Regions from separate parts of the Homo sapiens genome. Here region 1 is linked to region 2. The links are chromatin loops, found by intact Hi-C in ENCODE. Cell type or tissue: heart right ventricle. All regions are shown on one strand. Links, peaks and the distances in the headings refer to the core of each region. The heading gives the core; the rest is flanking DNA. Region 1 has its middle 6.6 kb from the start of COLGALT2. Region 2 overlaps COLGALT2 (collagen beta(1-O)galactosyltransferase 2).

What was found. A loop is a pair of places that touch in the nucleus more often than their neighbours do. Peaks named below come from ENCODE experiments on the same cell type or tissue, not always from the same donor. Only the 100,000 strongest peaks of a DNase experiment are listed, where the experiment ranks them.
Region 1: a loop joins it to region 2, with 2.4 times the contacts of the local background. A loop is called at or near these places in 25 of 110 quality-filtered maps.

What each region holds. Positions count from the first base shown.
Region 1 is chr1:184,040,441-184,048,119 of GRCh38, forward strand. No RefSeq gene overlaps it. Among named protein-coding and RNA genes, the nearest start is that of COLGALT2, 6.6 kb to the left of the region's middle. In heart right ventricle, for the core only: no CTCF peak of the experiment used is centred there; no DNase peak of the experiment used is centred there.
Region 2 is chr1:183,955,573-183,963,251 of GRCh38, forward strand. The region is part of intron 6 of COLGALT2 (collagen beta(1-O)galactosyltransferase 2); the gene reads right to left. Among named protein-coding and RNA genes, the nearest start is that of COLGALT2, 78 kb to the right of the region's middle. RefSeq lists a silencer at 260-424. In heart right ventricle, for the core only: no CTCF peak of the experiment used is centred there; a DNase peak (open chromatin) is centred at 3,517; H3K27ac peaks cover 4,788 bases.

The DNA of each region.
Region 1 (7,679 bases), core at 1,804-6,803, 86 kb after region 2:
ACCTACAAAACACCTATTTAAAACTTTTAATTGAGTGCTCATTTAGTGACTGAGAATATTAAGGTAATAACAGGGTATGCAACAGTAGAAGATCATTGTAAATATGGTTGGGAGGCAGTGGAGGGGAAGCCTGGGAAAAATTAAGTCCCCATCTTACTAACAGATTTGTTTCATAAGTTCTTCAGAAATCAGTAATGTGAATTTGGATGTTTCCCCCCCGCATAGGATTGATGTTATAAGACAGTTAATTTGAAAAAAAAAACTAATTTAAAAATAAAAGCCAATTATATTTTAAAATATTCATTGCTTATAATGCTCTTTCCATGGAAAATCGGCTGAATGGAAAGTCAGGGTTGTACACACATATCTCTTTGTCTCCACTGCCAGTAGACTGTTCCAATTGATTCTACATAAAGTTAGAAGTAAGCACTTTCTCTCATATCCCCTCCCCATACTGTTCCAGCACAGGGGACTTCCATCTGGGACAACAAAACCTCTTGGACTGTCACCCTTAGTGCAATGTGGTGGGGACAGGGCCTATGAGGTGGCCAGAGGACTTCTTGCAGGAAAGCTTCTCAAGATGTCTGTGGCTCCAGCAGCCCAGAAGAGGAGGAAATAAATGCCTCTGGGGCAGCTGTGATAGGCTTGAAAGAGCAACTGACACTTGGAGCTGAATTTTCATTTCACTGGTGTCACTTATTCTCTTTGTGACCTTGGAAACTTGACCTCTTTGAACATCAATTCCTTCCTAGGTAAAAAAGTTTTAAATGCTTGCCTCATTTTTTCATTCAACAAACATTTATGAAATTGCTAAATGCCAATCATTTGAGTGTTGAATATTTGAATGCTTCTCCCTTGGAAAAACAGGGAGAAAGTGGCCAGCCCCTCGTAAGTCCTGCTGGGCCATAGTTGGCAGAAAGAGTCTCTTGGCTGAATTATCCAGGCTTCTTTCTTCTGTACTGAAATATCTTTCTTTCACTACCTGGTTTGTTTTACTCGCTTTTCTGATCCATCCTAAAATCCTACAATGTAAAATGTACTTGAATTGACAATTCTGCCAATTTCAACATGAAAATCCTTGAGAGAGGAGCATTAGATGATATCTTTTTAATTCAATCAGATTTTTAAATCTTATCACCTAAACTGAAATGGCCTATAAGAAGTTTTGATAAAGGGAACTGAATGGGATCCTAATTTGAAGCATGGGTCTCTTTGGTGACAAAGCAAGTTTTATGGATTTCTGATACGTAGGCCCGAGGACTCTGGGTCCTAGGAAGGGAATTAATATTAAGGGAGAAAAAGAGCAGTGACTGAGGTGGGAAAGGCTAAAATTAAACTACGTCAGTGTCAAAGTTTTGTCTATGCTCTGGCTGCATCCAAGAGCTATAGAATAGTCACTACGGAGGAATGTTTTCCAATTCAAAACAAGTTTATACAAATGTAAACTACACTTCTACGTCTCATTTAAGAATAGATGCATCCCTTAAATTATATTAACTCATTCCTTCAAACACTTGCTCAATGCCTACTCTGTGCCAAGATATAGTTGCTGGAAATGCATGAATAAATAAGATGTGTCATATAAATGCACAAATGCTATAAGTCATTTTATGTCTTATGATGGAAAAAGGAGCATAAGTAAGGAAGTGGGGAAGTGGAGATAGCTAGGAAATGTTTAATTAAAGAGATGTCTTTGAATTGAGCATTGAAAAATAAGTAGCATGCATGGACAGGAAGAATTAATATTTTTAAAATGGCCATACTACCCAAAGCAATTTACAGATTCAATGCTATTCCTAAACTACCATTGAGATTTTTCACAGAACTAGAAAAAAACTATTTTAAAATTCATATGGAACAAAAAAGAGGCTAAATAGTCAAGGCAATCCTAAGCAAAAAGAAAAAAGCTGAAGGCATCACGCTACCCAACTTCAAACTATACTACAGGGCTAGAGTAACCAAAACAGCATGATCCTAGTACAAAAACAGACACATAGACCAATGGAACAGAACAGAGAACCCAGAAATAAGACTGCACACCTACAGCTACCTGATCTTTGACAAACCTGACAATAACAAGCAATGGGGAAAGGATTCTCTATTCAATAAATGGTGCTGGTATAATCGGCTAGCCATACACAGAAGCTTGAAACTGGACCCTTTCCTTACACCAGATACAAAAATTGACTCAAGATGGCTTATAAATGTAAATGTAAAACCCAAAACTCTAAAAACCCTAGAATACAACCTTGGCAATATCATTCAGGACATGAGCACTGGCAACGATTTCATGAAGAAGATGTGAAAAACAATTGCAACAAAAACAAAAATTGACAAATGGGATCTAATTAACTGAGCTCCTGCATAGCAAAAGAAACTATCAATAGAGTAATCAGACAACTTACAGAATGGGAGAAAAATTTTGCAAACTATGCATCTGACAAGGGTCTAATATCCAGTATCTAAAAGGAACTTAAGCAAATTTACAAGAGGGAAAAACCAAACAACTCCATTAAAAAGTGGGCAAAGGACACGAACAGATACTTTTCAAAAGAAGGTATAGATGTGGACAACAATCATATGAAGGAAAGCTCAACATCATTGATTATTGGAGAAGTTCAAGTAAAAACCACAGCGAAGAAGAGGAGGAAATAAATGCCTCTGGGGCAGCTGTGATAGGCTGAGAATTATAGGATAACCACAATGAGATACCATCTCACACCATCGGAATGGCTACTAAAAAGTCAAGAAATAACATGCTGGCAAGGTTGTGGAGAAAAAAAAAACGCTTATACACTGTTGGTGGGAGTGTAAATTAGTTGAACCATTGTAGAAGACAGTGTGGCAATTCCTCAAAGTCCTAAAGACCATCGATCAGGTAATCCCATTACTGGTTATATACCCAAAGGAATATAAATCATTCTATCATAAAGACACATGCACGTGTATGTTCATTGCAGCACTACTCACAATAATGAAGACATGGAATCAACCTAAATGCCCATCAATGATAGACTGGGTAAACAAAATGTGGTGCATACACATCATAGAATACTATGCAGCCATAAAAAAGAATGAGATAATGTCTTTTACAGGGACATGGATGGAGCTGGATGCCATTATCCTTAAGCAAACCAATGCAGGAACAGAAAACCAAATACCACATGTTCTCACTTATAAGTGGGAACTAAATGATGAGAACACATGGACACATAGAGGGGAACAACACAAACTGGGGCGTATTGGAGCATGGAAGGTGGGAGGAGAGAGAGGATCAGGAAAAATAAGTAATGGGTACTAGGTTAAATACCTGGGTAATGAAATACTCTGTATCAAAAACCCCCATGAAACAAGTTTACCTATGTAACAAATCTGCACATGTACTGCTGAACTTAAAAGCTGAAAAAAATATAATTTGATTCGAAATATAAGAAAAGAAAAATGAGTAGCATGGACTAAGAAAAGGAAGACAGAAGGGGAAAGAGATGGGAATTCCAGGTAGATGGAACTGCAGGAGCAAGGAATGAAACAGTATGACACACTTGAGAGATACAATGAACAGGGCATGGCTGGGAGATAGGATGGGAAGTAGTAACAGAGAAAGCTAGAAAATTATACGGTTTTATACAATTTTATATATAATCATTTCTTTAAAATGGGCAAAGGACTTTGAATAAACATTTCTCCAAAGAAGATATACAAATGGCCATAAGCACATGAAAAGTTTCTCAACATCACTAATCCTTAGGAAATGCAATTCAAAACTATAAGATTTATCACTTCACACTCATTAGGATGGCTACTAGAAAAACACAGAAAATAACAAATGTTGGCAAGGGTGTAGAAAAATTGGAACATTGTGCACTGTTGGTGGGAATGTAAAATGGTACAGCTGCTGTGGAAAACAGTATGACAGTTCAAGAAATTAAAAATATAATTACCATATAATCTAACACTTCTACTTCTAGCTATATACCCAAACAAATTGAAAGCAAAGTCTCAAAGAGATATTTGTGCACCCATGTTCACAGTGGCATTATTCACAATAGCTAAAATATGGAAGCAAACCAGGTGCCTATTGATTAGTGAATGGAAAAGCAAAATGTGGTATATACATACAGTGGAATAGTATTCAGTCTCAAGAAGGGAGGAAATTCTGACATATGCTACAACATGTTAACTTTGAGGGCATTATGCTAAGTGAAATAAGCCAATTTTTAAAGGCAAATATTGTATGATTCAACTTATATAAGGTAGTTAGTCAAAATTACAGAGACAAAATAGAATGGTGGTTGCCAAGGGGATGGGGGTAGGGGAAATGGGGAGTTATTGTTTAATGGGTATATGTTTCAGTTTTAAAGATAAAAGAGTCATGGAGATGGATATGAGTAATAGTTGCACAACATTATGAATGTATTTAATACCACTTAAAATAGTAAATTTTTTGTTATATGTATTTTACCACAATAAGAAAATAAGAAAAAGTCAATCCATGTGATTTATTAACAAACTTGAAAAATCATATGATCATCTCAAGAAATGCAGAGAAAGCATTTATGAATCCAACATGAATTCCTCATAAAAATTCTCAGTATATAGGAATAGAAGGGAACTTCCTCAACGTAATAAACAGCATCTACAAAAAGCCCCCAGCTAACATCATCCTTAATGGTGAAAGACTGAGTGTTCCTCCTGTGATCAGAAACAAGATAAGAATGTCAGATCTCATTACGTCTGTTTAATGTTGTACTGGATGTTTTAGATGGGGAGGAGAAGAAGGAAGGAAAGAAGGAAGAAAGGACAGAGAGAGGGAGAAGGAGAGAGGAATAGAAGAAAGCAGGGAGGGACATTTAAGCAAGGTAAATAAGCCGTAAGATATATTTTAACATGAATGTGGAGTGTTGTATTAGCCCTTCTAGGCCAAAGGCTCTAAAATTCAATGATTTATTAAAGTCTATTTTACTATAGAACTTTAAAAAATGTTGAAAATGGGGGAAAAAAAGAAAAAAATCACTCATGATCCACTACTCCACCACAACCATTAACATTTTGGGGTAATTTTAATATGGCATTTTTAATTTGCACATTTTCAATGTGGGTTTGTACTCAGTCCTCTTCAGTGAGACTCAATATCCATGTTGATAGCAGATGTTGACTAAATATCTAGAGATAGACATGGGATATTTTTTGGACCATGGATTGCTTTTGATGTCTTTTCATATTTACAAAGCCAGGCATTATTTAAGGTTGCATATATGCATCTGTTTACTTATAGAAATTGCCTAACTTACTATCACTTTGTACTCTAGATATTAGAAAAATTTTAATAAAAATATTTAATAAACATGAAATATAAACTAACAGATATAATCCATAAACTAATACATTAATTTAAATACTACTAATAAAATGGATATCCATATACCCAGCACCCACCTTGAGAAACAGAACATGACCATTAACTCTGAAGCCCTGAGTCCCTTCTTGTCACAATGCTTTGTTCCATTCCCCAGAGATAAGTACTAGACTGAATTTTGTGTTAATCAGTCTCTTCATTTTGTTTAGAACTTTACCTCCTGTGATGGTTAATTTTACGGGTCAACTTCACTACACTAGGGTGCCCAGTTTCTTGGTCAAACCAGTCTAGATATTGCTGTGAGATATTTTTCAAATGTGATTAATATTTAAATCAGTAGACTTTGAGTAAAGCAGATTACGCTTCATAATGTGGGTTGCCATCCCATCTGTTGAAGGCCTTAAAAGAATGGGATTCTCCATGAAAAAAGGAATTCTGACTCTGGATTGCCCTTGGACTCAAGACTGCAAAATAAGCTCTTTCCTGGGTCTCCAACTTGCCAGCCTGCCTTCCACAGATTTCAGGTTTTCAAGCCCCCACAATCACATGAGCCAATTCCTTAAAATCAATCTCATTCTCTCTTTTTGGTTCTGTTCTCTGGAGAACTCTGGTACATCTCCTAAATGTGTGTTAGTTTTGCCTGCATTTGAATTTTTCTTCAAATACCATACAATTCACCTATTTAAAGTACACAATGCAAAGGTTTTTAGTGTATTCATAGTTATGCAACACGATCACAATCAATTTTAGTACATTTTTATCACCACAAAAAGAAACCTATACTCATTAGTGATCAATCCTTATGTCTCCCAGCTCGTGCTACTCTCTCACTAATCTACTTTCTGTCTCTATAGATTTACCTACTTTAGACATTACACATAAATGGAATTCTACAATATGTGACCCCTTGTGATTGGCTTCTTTCACTTACTATGTTTTCAAGGTCCATTGATGTTGTAGCATGAGTACTTTATTCCTTTTTAATGCTGAATAATATTCCACTGTATGAACATACTACTTTATATTTTCATCAGCTGAGGGACATTTGGGTTGTTTCCACTTCTGGGCTATTATAAATACAGCTGCTATATTAGAATTTTAAACAAATCAAATATCTTATATACGCTTCTATAACTAACATTTTGACTATACATTAGGTTTTTAGTTTTTATGAGATTCATTCAAGTTGTTGATTGAAACTCTATGTGTGTTTTAAATAATTACTTTTTGAAAACTGTACTCAACCCACTAACCACTAACATAACTAAAATAACTAGTGTATTTCACAACCACTAACAGGTCCTGGCACTTCATTTAAAAATATTGCTCTAGAATATATACCTGGGATTAGAATTGTTGGATCATAGGATTTGTGCATCTTCCCTTTGGTCTACTTTTCTGCCAACTCTTGGCTTTTGTTGCTAATCTGATAGGTGTATTATGGTATCTTCTTGCCTCAATTTACATTTTCTCACTCAATCAATGTTGCTGAACATCAAGTTATGTTTGCTGGCCTTTTATGTCTTTTTTTCTGTTTACTTTCTTTTTTTTAACCTAAGGAGTGTTTTGTTTTGTTTCCTAATTGATTTTTAGGAGTTCTGTATATATTCTGGGTATCTTTTCTTTCAATTGTGTGTTACAGATGTCATTTTCCTTCCACTCTCTTAGTGTTGGAAATTCTTAACTGAGATACAGTTAAATTTACCAAATTTTTTCCATATTGTCAGGCCTCTGAGCCCAAGCTAAGCCATCATATTCCCCGTGACCTGCACATATACATCCAGATGGCCTGAAATAACTAAAGAATCACAAAAGAAGTGAAGATGGCCTCTTCCTGCCTTAACTGATGACATTACCTTGTGAAATTCCTTCTCCTGGCTCATCCTGGCTCAAAAGCTCCCCCACTGAGCACCTTGTGACCCCCCCCTCCCCGACCCCTGCCCGCCAGAGAACAACCCCCTTTGACTGTAATTTTCCTTTACCTACCCAAATCCTATAAAACGGCTCCACCCCTATTTCCCTTCGCTGACTCTATTTTCAGACTCAGCCCACCTGCACCCAGGTGGAATAAACAGCCTTGTTGCTCACACAAAGCCTGTTTGGTGGTGTCTTCACAGGGACATGAGTGAAGCATATGGTTTGTGCTTTTTGTGTCTTAAGAAATCACTCTTAAACTTGGGGTCATAAAATATTCTTTTATATTTTCTCCTAGAGATTTAAAAGTGTTTGCCTATACCGTGTAGCCAATCACCCCTTCTCTCCTTCCCTTCTTGCATCTGCCCACATGTGTATGGGTCTGTTGCCTGGCTCCCTATTTTGCTTC
Region 2 (7,679 bases), core at 1,088-6,087:
TGATACTCTAAAAAAGCTTCCTTTGCAAACTATGTATTTTAAAGTTTGGAAGTAATATTGGTTAAGAAACCTGAAAAGGCCTTGAAGAATGTTTAGTATTATAAAAATTCAAAGTCCTCGAAGAATGTTTAGTATTATACAAATTCAAAGTCCTCATTTGATTTTCCTTAAAGGGATAATACAAAGAAAATTTAAAATGATAGCTGGTAACTGGGTTGTTGAAAGAACTATGGGTAATGGCCATGACTACTGTAACGTATCTGTTCACCTCTATTCCAGGCACAGGAGAGGAATACACTCTCTTGCCCTTGAAGTTACTCAGGGCTATATGACTTTCTGGGGAAAGTTTATAGTGTGGTGCTGCTGCTCCACTCTCCAAGGGCTCCCCCGACACTGCCCTTGGTCCCACCACTGTGCTCATAGCGGCATGTGTGGATATGGATAGCAGATGTGAATTGGAAGCAGCCTGGAACATTGCATCAACACATGAAGGGCAGCTCCCAGGAAAGACACCTGCTCTGCAGACTTGGATAGCAAGAAATAAGCCATTGTTGTATGAAGCCAATCAGATTTTTATATTCCAGCATAACTTTGCCCATCCTGAGATACTGTCCAAAGGGTATGATCTGTTTAACTTCACTGAAATATTATAGAGAAATCCTGACATCCAATTTTACTTATTGGCGAATGATGTGAAATTCTAGAACGTAGTGAGACAGAGTTCTTAGGCCAAACACAAGAGCTGGTCTCATTACTTCAAACTTGACACTTACAGTCATATTTCTGTGCATATGCAGTGCATGTCTTTGTCTTCCCAATAGCAGCCGAGAATATTCTGGTCCTTTCTGCTCCACTCCACTCCTTATTAGTTTCTTTTAAAATCAATAGGGAGGGTCCACCAGGTACACGGTTAGGTTTTTAAGAGAAAGAAGCTTAATGTACCAGCTTCCTCCTGTTCATGATATTGTCTGAGGAGCTGTCTCACTCTCCCTCCTGGGGCCTGAGACTTGGGAAGATGTTATATTTTGAGTTACCCATTCTAGGCTGCTGGTCTCCTTTGGACTCACATGGCCTGTGTGGCTTTAACATTTCAGCCAAAGAGACTGCTTTTAGCCACTTTGTTTCCATCAAACATAGGCAGTCATTGCATTCACAGGACAAGTGTTGCAAAAAAAAAGCCACAAGTGGTTGGCTCCCGAAAGTCATCACTGAGCAAAAATATCAGAGAAGTGTGCTTGGGTTTTGCCACTGAAGGCAGCAGTAAGCCACAGAGGAAAACAGGAAGTGATACAGTGAGTCAGACCTAAGAAACTTAGTCTGTGGGGAGAAGGATGTATCTTTGCTGACAACAGACTTGAAGGTTAGGTATATCCTGGCTTCTGTTTGTAGTCATTTCTGACTCCATCTTTCATAATTGATCTGGTCTCTCATTAAATCCCTTCCTGGAAATAATCCTTCCCTGTACTGCCACTTGGGACAATGGGCTTCATTGCTTTCGGGATAGTTTCAAGATCTAATGTGAATAATTACAGCCATTGTTACAGAGGTCTTATCACTCACAGAACCCAGAGTTCTGTGAGTGATATATATATATGTCACATATATACTTGACATATATAATCACATATATTTAATGTTCACATGTACCATGGGATATGTATGAGTGTCTCTATTTTTATAGACAAGGAAACAAACATTAAATAACTTGCCCAAGATCACAGAGCTGATAGAGCTGGTATTTGAACCTAGGTCCTACTCCTTTACCGGAGCTCTTAATTCCCATTCCACATCATCCCCAGAGCTAGTCCTTGGTGGCCACTGGTATTAGCCAACCAGGCAACTGGGCTGGGTCCAGAGTAGCTCATTTAAGCCCAGTCATGTCTGGAATAGTACATGATAGATTGTACTTGGATCAAATCCTACCGCTTCTTCTCTATAATTTCTCCTGAACTTCTTCCATTGTTGCAGCCTAGCTTGGGTCCTTACCCACTATGCCTGGGCTGTTTTTGATTTTTTTCAAACACTTACATGCTCTCAGTCTTTCCTATTCTAATTAATCATGCTCACTGTTGTCAAAATAATCTTCCGCCGCACAGCTCTGTTCTCAACTGTAACAGTCACACTCAACACTATATTTAAGGGCTTAACAGGTTGCTAGGTGTTTTCATAGTCACCATGTAATTTTATCTTCACTTTTTTGTGGTGGTTTTTTTTTTTTTTTTTTTTTTACAAATAAAGAAACTGAGACCAAGCCAGATGTAGACTTGTCCAAGGTCAAATACTGAGTGATTGGCAGAGCTGGAACTCAGTTTTAGACATAACTTCAAGTCCAATTATCTTAATAATTTTTACATGATGTACTGTTGTCTCAAAATGTCAATACTGAGAGCAGGTACCTGAGACTTCCTATCACCTTATGCTGTAATTTGCAAGAGTAATCTCCTCATGCTTTATAGACCATTTAAATCTAACATCTTTATAAGATCTGGCCTCCTGTCATTCATCTCCCGAAGGCAGCACATCCCCAAATTCTCTGTGCAGCTTCTAATGTACTAAATGAGTTATCACATGAAAAGAGATGGGCACAGTGCTTTTAATAAGTGTTAGTCATTGTCGTCATAACCCTTCTCCCACCTCACTCAAATTCTTCAACTCTGATTTCTAAAACTCCAGTCTACAATTCAGAAATTCCCTGACCATCCCCTTCACAAGATTTTCAATTCTCGTCCACTGATGCCTGATAAAACCCTAATCCTGGTTAAACCCATTGCCCACTTACTCAGCACCAAGAGGACTACTGGGAGAAACATACACAATTGTGTTGACTGAGTCACTTCAAAGCTACAATCACAGATGTCAAATTGGCACTTGACACCACCAAATGATGTAAGTGTCCTTTCATAGTAAATTTATTTTCCCACTCTTTGAGAGATTGTATCTTTTGTCTTCTCTCTCCTAAAATCTCCAAAATCTCTGTCTAGCTCATGACTGACTGGCCTATATACTTCAGAAAGAAAATATTCAAAATCAAATTAGATCTACCTTTTCAATCCACCTCAAGTCCACAAACCAAACTGCATGTGTATCAATACATTCTGCCATCCCATCTGCCACAGTAGATGAAGTTTCTATCTAGTATAGCCTCTGCAATATTGTTCTGGGCTGCAACCCAGGACAAAAACCCTCTTGTTTTCACCTTATAATTACCTTCTCTTTTACATCATCAAGATCTCCTTATATACTGGATCCTTGTGACTGGCATAAAACATACTGTTATATTTCTATTTTTTTAAAAAAACAGTACAAACAACCTAACCAGAAAAACCTTTCCCTTGACCTCTTACCCCCAACAGCCTCCATCGGATTTCTCCATTTCCCCATCCCATCAAGATTCAGCTTTCTCATCTCCCCATTGGCTTCTCTTCAGTCCACTTGAATGGATTTGTGTTCTCATCATTGCACTGAAGTGGCCCATGTCAAGGTCATCACAGACCTCTCTCTTGACAGAACCAATGACCAATTCTTTATCCTTATTTTCCTTGGCTTCTCAGCAGCATCTTGGCTCCGTCTTGAAACACTTCTCAATTTTTCCTCCTAGCTCTCTGGCTGTTTTGTCTTCCCCAGGGATCTGTCCTCTTCTCATCCTGTGTTCTTTTACTACATGAGTTCAGACTGTTCCACAGCTTCAAATATCCTTCTGATGCTGATGATTCTCAAATATCTGTCTCTAGCTGGAGTTTCTTCCCTGAACTCCAGACTTATATATCCAACTATCTTCTGCCTTTCTATTTAGATGCCTATTAAATATCTTAAACTTACGTGACCAAAACTAGCTCCCCAACCCCCAGTCTTTTTCTATAAAGTCTTTCCCATCTCAGTAAATGGCATATCAGGCTAAAATCTTGGACTCATCTTGATTCCTTTCTTTCCTTCATGGACTGCATTCAGGTCTCTGTAAGTCCTGTTGCTCCACCACCAAAATATATCCTCAACCTGTCTGTTTCTCATCAACTCCTTGCTAGAGCTCACATCCCAATCACCATCATGTCCCACCAGGAGAGAGGTACTGGTCCCCTACAATCTAGTATCCTCACCACAGCCCAAATGATCCTTCTAAATGCACAAGTCACTTCAGGCCATGCCCCCTCTGCCCCACCCCATCTTCCACGGATTCCCATTACTCTTGGAGTAAAATCTAAATTCCTTACCATGGCCAGAATGTTCGGTGTGATCTGGACATTTCTTCTTCCATTACTTCATCTCCCTTGACCCAACTCATTCTTTATGCCCCAATCATGCTGGCCTTTTGTCCCTGGAACACCCCCAAGCTTTTCCTGTCTAACAGTCTTTACATGTGCTGTTCTTTCCACTTGAGACATTCTTCACCCAAATATTCATATGGCTGCTTCCCAGATATATTGTCTATTGTCTAACTCTCTGTGTTAGAATATAAGTTCCCTGATGGCAGGGCTTCTGCCTGTTTTGTTCACTGCTTTATGCCCAGCATCTTGAACAATCTGCGGGGTACAGTATGTGTTGAATAAATCCTTACAGCCTGATTATCTCTTCTAACACCTTCATTGGCTCCTTAAGATAGGAATTCTTCTTTAGCTGAAGAAGAATTCAAGGACTACAACAATGAAGCCACTCCACCCTCTCGAACTTTATTTCTGCCTACTGTTTTAAGTCAGCTCTCCTTCAGCATGAGAATACTTCGTCTTTTCTTGGTCTGTTTCCTCTGCCTGTAGTGTCCTCACCATACCACTCTTCTTGTTTAAATTTTACACTTGTACCCAAGCTTAGCCTAAGAACGATTAGGACTTGAGGCTCTCCTGGATCACACAGGCCATAGCAATCTCTCTCTATCCCAAATTCCTATTTCTTTGATATTTTCTCCTTTCTCAAAATGCTATACTGTGTTGTTAGTGTTTTTTTAACATCTGTCTGTTTCTCCTATTAAATCATACATACCTGAAAACAGAGAATTGATCATAAAATGTTTTGAATCCCTAGTACCTTCAGAGAAGACGCATACATTACAGGCATTCTATGTTTGCTCATGAACAAAATGCATATACTAATGCAAGCTTGTTCAACCATGGCCCGCAGGCCACATGTGGCCCAGGATTGCTCTGAATGTGACCCAATACAAATTTGTAAACTTTCTTAAAACGCTATGTGATTCTTTTTGTGATTTTTTTTTTAGCTCATCAGCTATTGTTGTGTTAGTATATTTTATGTGTGGCCCAAGACAATCTTTCTTCTTCCAGTGTGGCCCAGGGAAGTCAAAATATTGGACACCCCGTTCCTATTCTTCAATCAGTATAGTCTAACAACACTATTAGCAGCCATTTATTTACTGCTTATTGGGTTCTAGGCACTATGCAAAGTGTTTTTAACACCTAGTTAATCTTTTATTAGAGAAGGATACTTGACTGATAGGATTTTGTCATTACCAACTTTTTATCAATCTTACACGGACTTCTAGGCCATATTTCTTCATTATACACCTCAAAATTTTATTTTTCCAACATTTTCTTACTCCTATTGTGTTCTATATTTTTAGAATTCAGGACAGAAGGTAAGTATAAGAATGAAATAAAATGCGATATGTAAAGTGCTTAGCACTAGAGGTGGCATGTGTTGGGAGATCAATGATGAAAGCTATAATTTACAGGTTCTTCTCAAATGAACTCTACCTGGCTAGCATGGTAGTGTGCATATTTGTAATTTACAATCATTAAAATCTTTATTGATGACACGTGCATTTCTGTGTACTGAGAGCTTATACTCTCAGCCCTGTGGGAGAAAACAAGAGAACATAAGGTCTGGCTGGCCTCTCTCTGAGGCCAGAGAGACTCTCCCTACTTGGGAGTCGAGACCGAGAGCCATGAAACAGGGATAATAAGGGACAGCACTTTATCGAGAGGTAAATGGAGTCATAATAATAGCAACACCTCATTATTTTATGGAGTTGATATAGTCTTTTATTTGCTCTTCTCAACATTGCAAAATCACTCTATAGATGAAGAAACTGAAGTCCTGAAATCTGATTCTCCCTTCAAAAGCGACAGTGTCTAAGTTCAAGCCCATTATTCTCGCTTTGGGTTCAGTGCCCTTGTCAATACAGTTTTCATTCATTCATTTGCTCATTTGTTCATGCATTCAGCAGATTTTTTTTGGTAACAACTACATGCCACGCACTGTGCTAGGTGCTTGGAATACAAAGCAATAAGATGCCACCCATATCCTTTAGGGCCTAGAACATAGGGAAAGTGGCAGAAAAAGTATGTATTAAAGAAATTCGCAAAGGAGATTCCTGAGGGCTGGTTCAAGAAATACTGTCACAGTGAACCAGCTCCTTATTTCATCATTTCATCATCATTCATTCAGTCATTTAACAAATATTTGCTGGGCATCTACCACGTGACAGACAATGTGCTAGGTCCTGAGACTAATATGATGAAAAAGGAATTTATAGTGTAGGAGCAAGGGAGTGGGAAGCAGATACTCATAGACAACTCAATGGATCTAAAAATAAACTCATGGTCTCTGTTTTCTTTTCTTTTCTTTTTCTCTTTCTTTTTTTTTTTTTTTTTTTTTTTGAGATGGAGTCTCACTCTGTCACTCAGGCTGGAGTGCAATGGCGCGATCTTGGCTCACTGCAACCTCTGCCTCCTGGGTTCAAGCAATTCTCCTGCCTCAGCCTTCCGAGTAACTGGGACTACAGATGTGCACTACCATGCCCAGCTTATTTTTGTATTTTTAGTAGAGACAGGTTTCACCATGTTGGCCAGGCTGATCTTGAACTCCTGACCTCAGGTGATCCACCTGCCTCAGCCTCCTAAAGTGCTGGGATTACAGCCATGAGCCACCATGCCAGCCATGGTCTCTCTTTTCAAACCTCTCCTTTATGCTACATGCCCTATTCCATTTAAAGTTCCTAAAATCACCCCCAGACACTCAAGACAGAACTTGGGAGTTTTCTCTATGCCTCCCTTTTGCTCATCTACCTACAATCAACTCTTGGCTATGTCCTTTCAAGCCTATGTCCTAAGCTTCTGTTCCTTCCTCTCCATTCCCACTGTTACTGCTCTAGCTCAGGTCCTCACCACCTTTTGCCCAGTAGCCGTGAAATGTCCAAAGTGGTCTCTTCACCCCTGGCCTGAGACCAGCAGCCACTGCCCATGCATCCCATGCATGCTCCACCTACACTTTTCTTACCTGTAGAGTGACCTTTCTAAATCCAAATTCAACCTGACATTTCTGTGCTAAAATCTTTTTGAGCGTGCCTGTCCTTTCAGCTGAAGCCCAAATGCCTTCTTATACATCAGAGCCTCTTGGCGGGGCTCCTGCCCACTTTCTAGCCTCAGTTTCTGCTGTTCCTCCCTAACCACCTCCACTGCCCACGTTCACACCCCCGTGCTCTACTGATGAATAACAGAAAATAGTCCCTGCTTTGGGAAGCCATTTCAACATCTTCCCCTAGGTTAGGTGGATTGGTTACTTTCTCTTTTAGCCACCATTGTACATCACACATAATAAAAAGCATAGCTACTGATGACTGAGCACAGCAATTCATGCATCATGCCAGACCCAGAGGCAATAACAATAGTGTTTAAGGACATGAACTTTGGAGATAGCAAGATGGGTTCAAATCCCAATCTGTCATTTGTTTA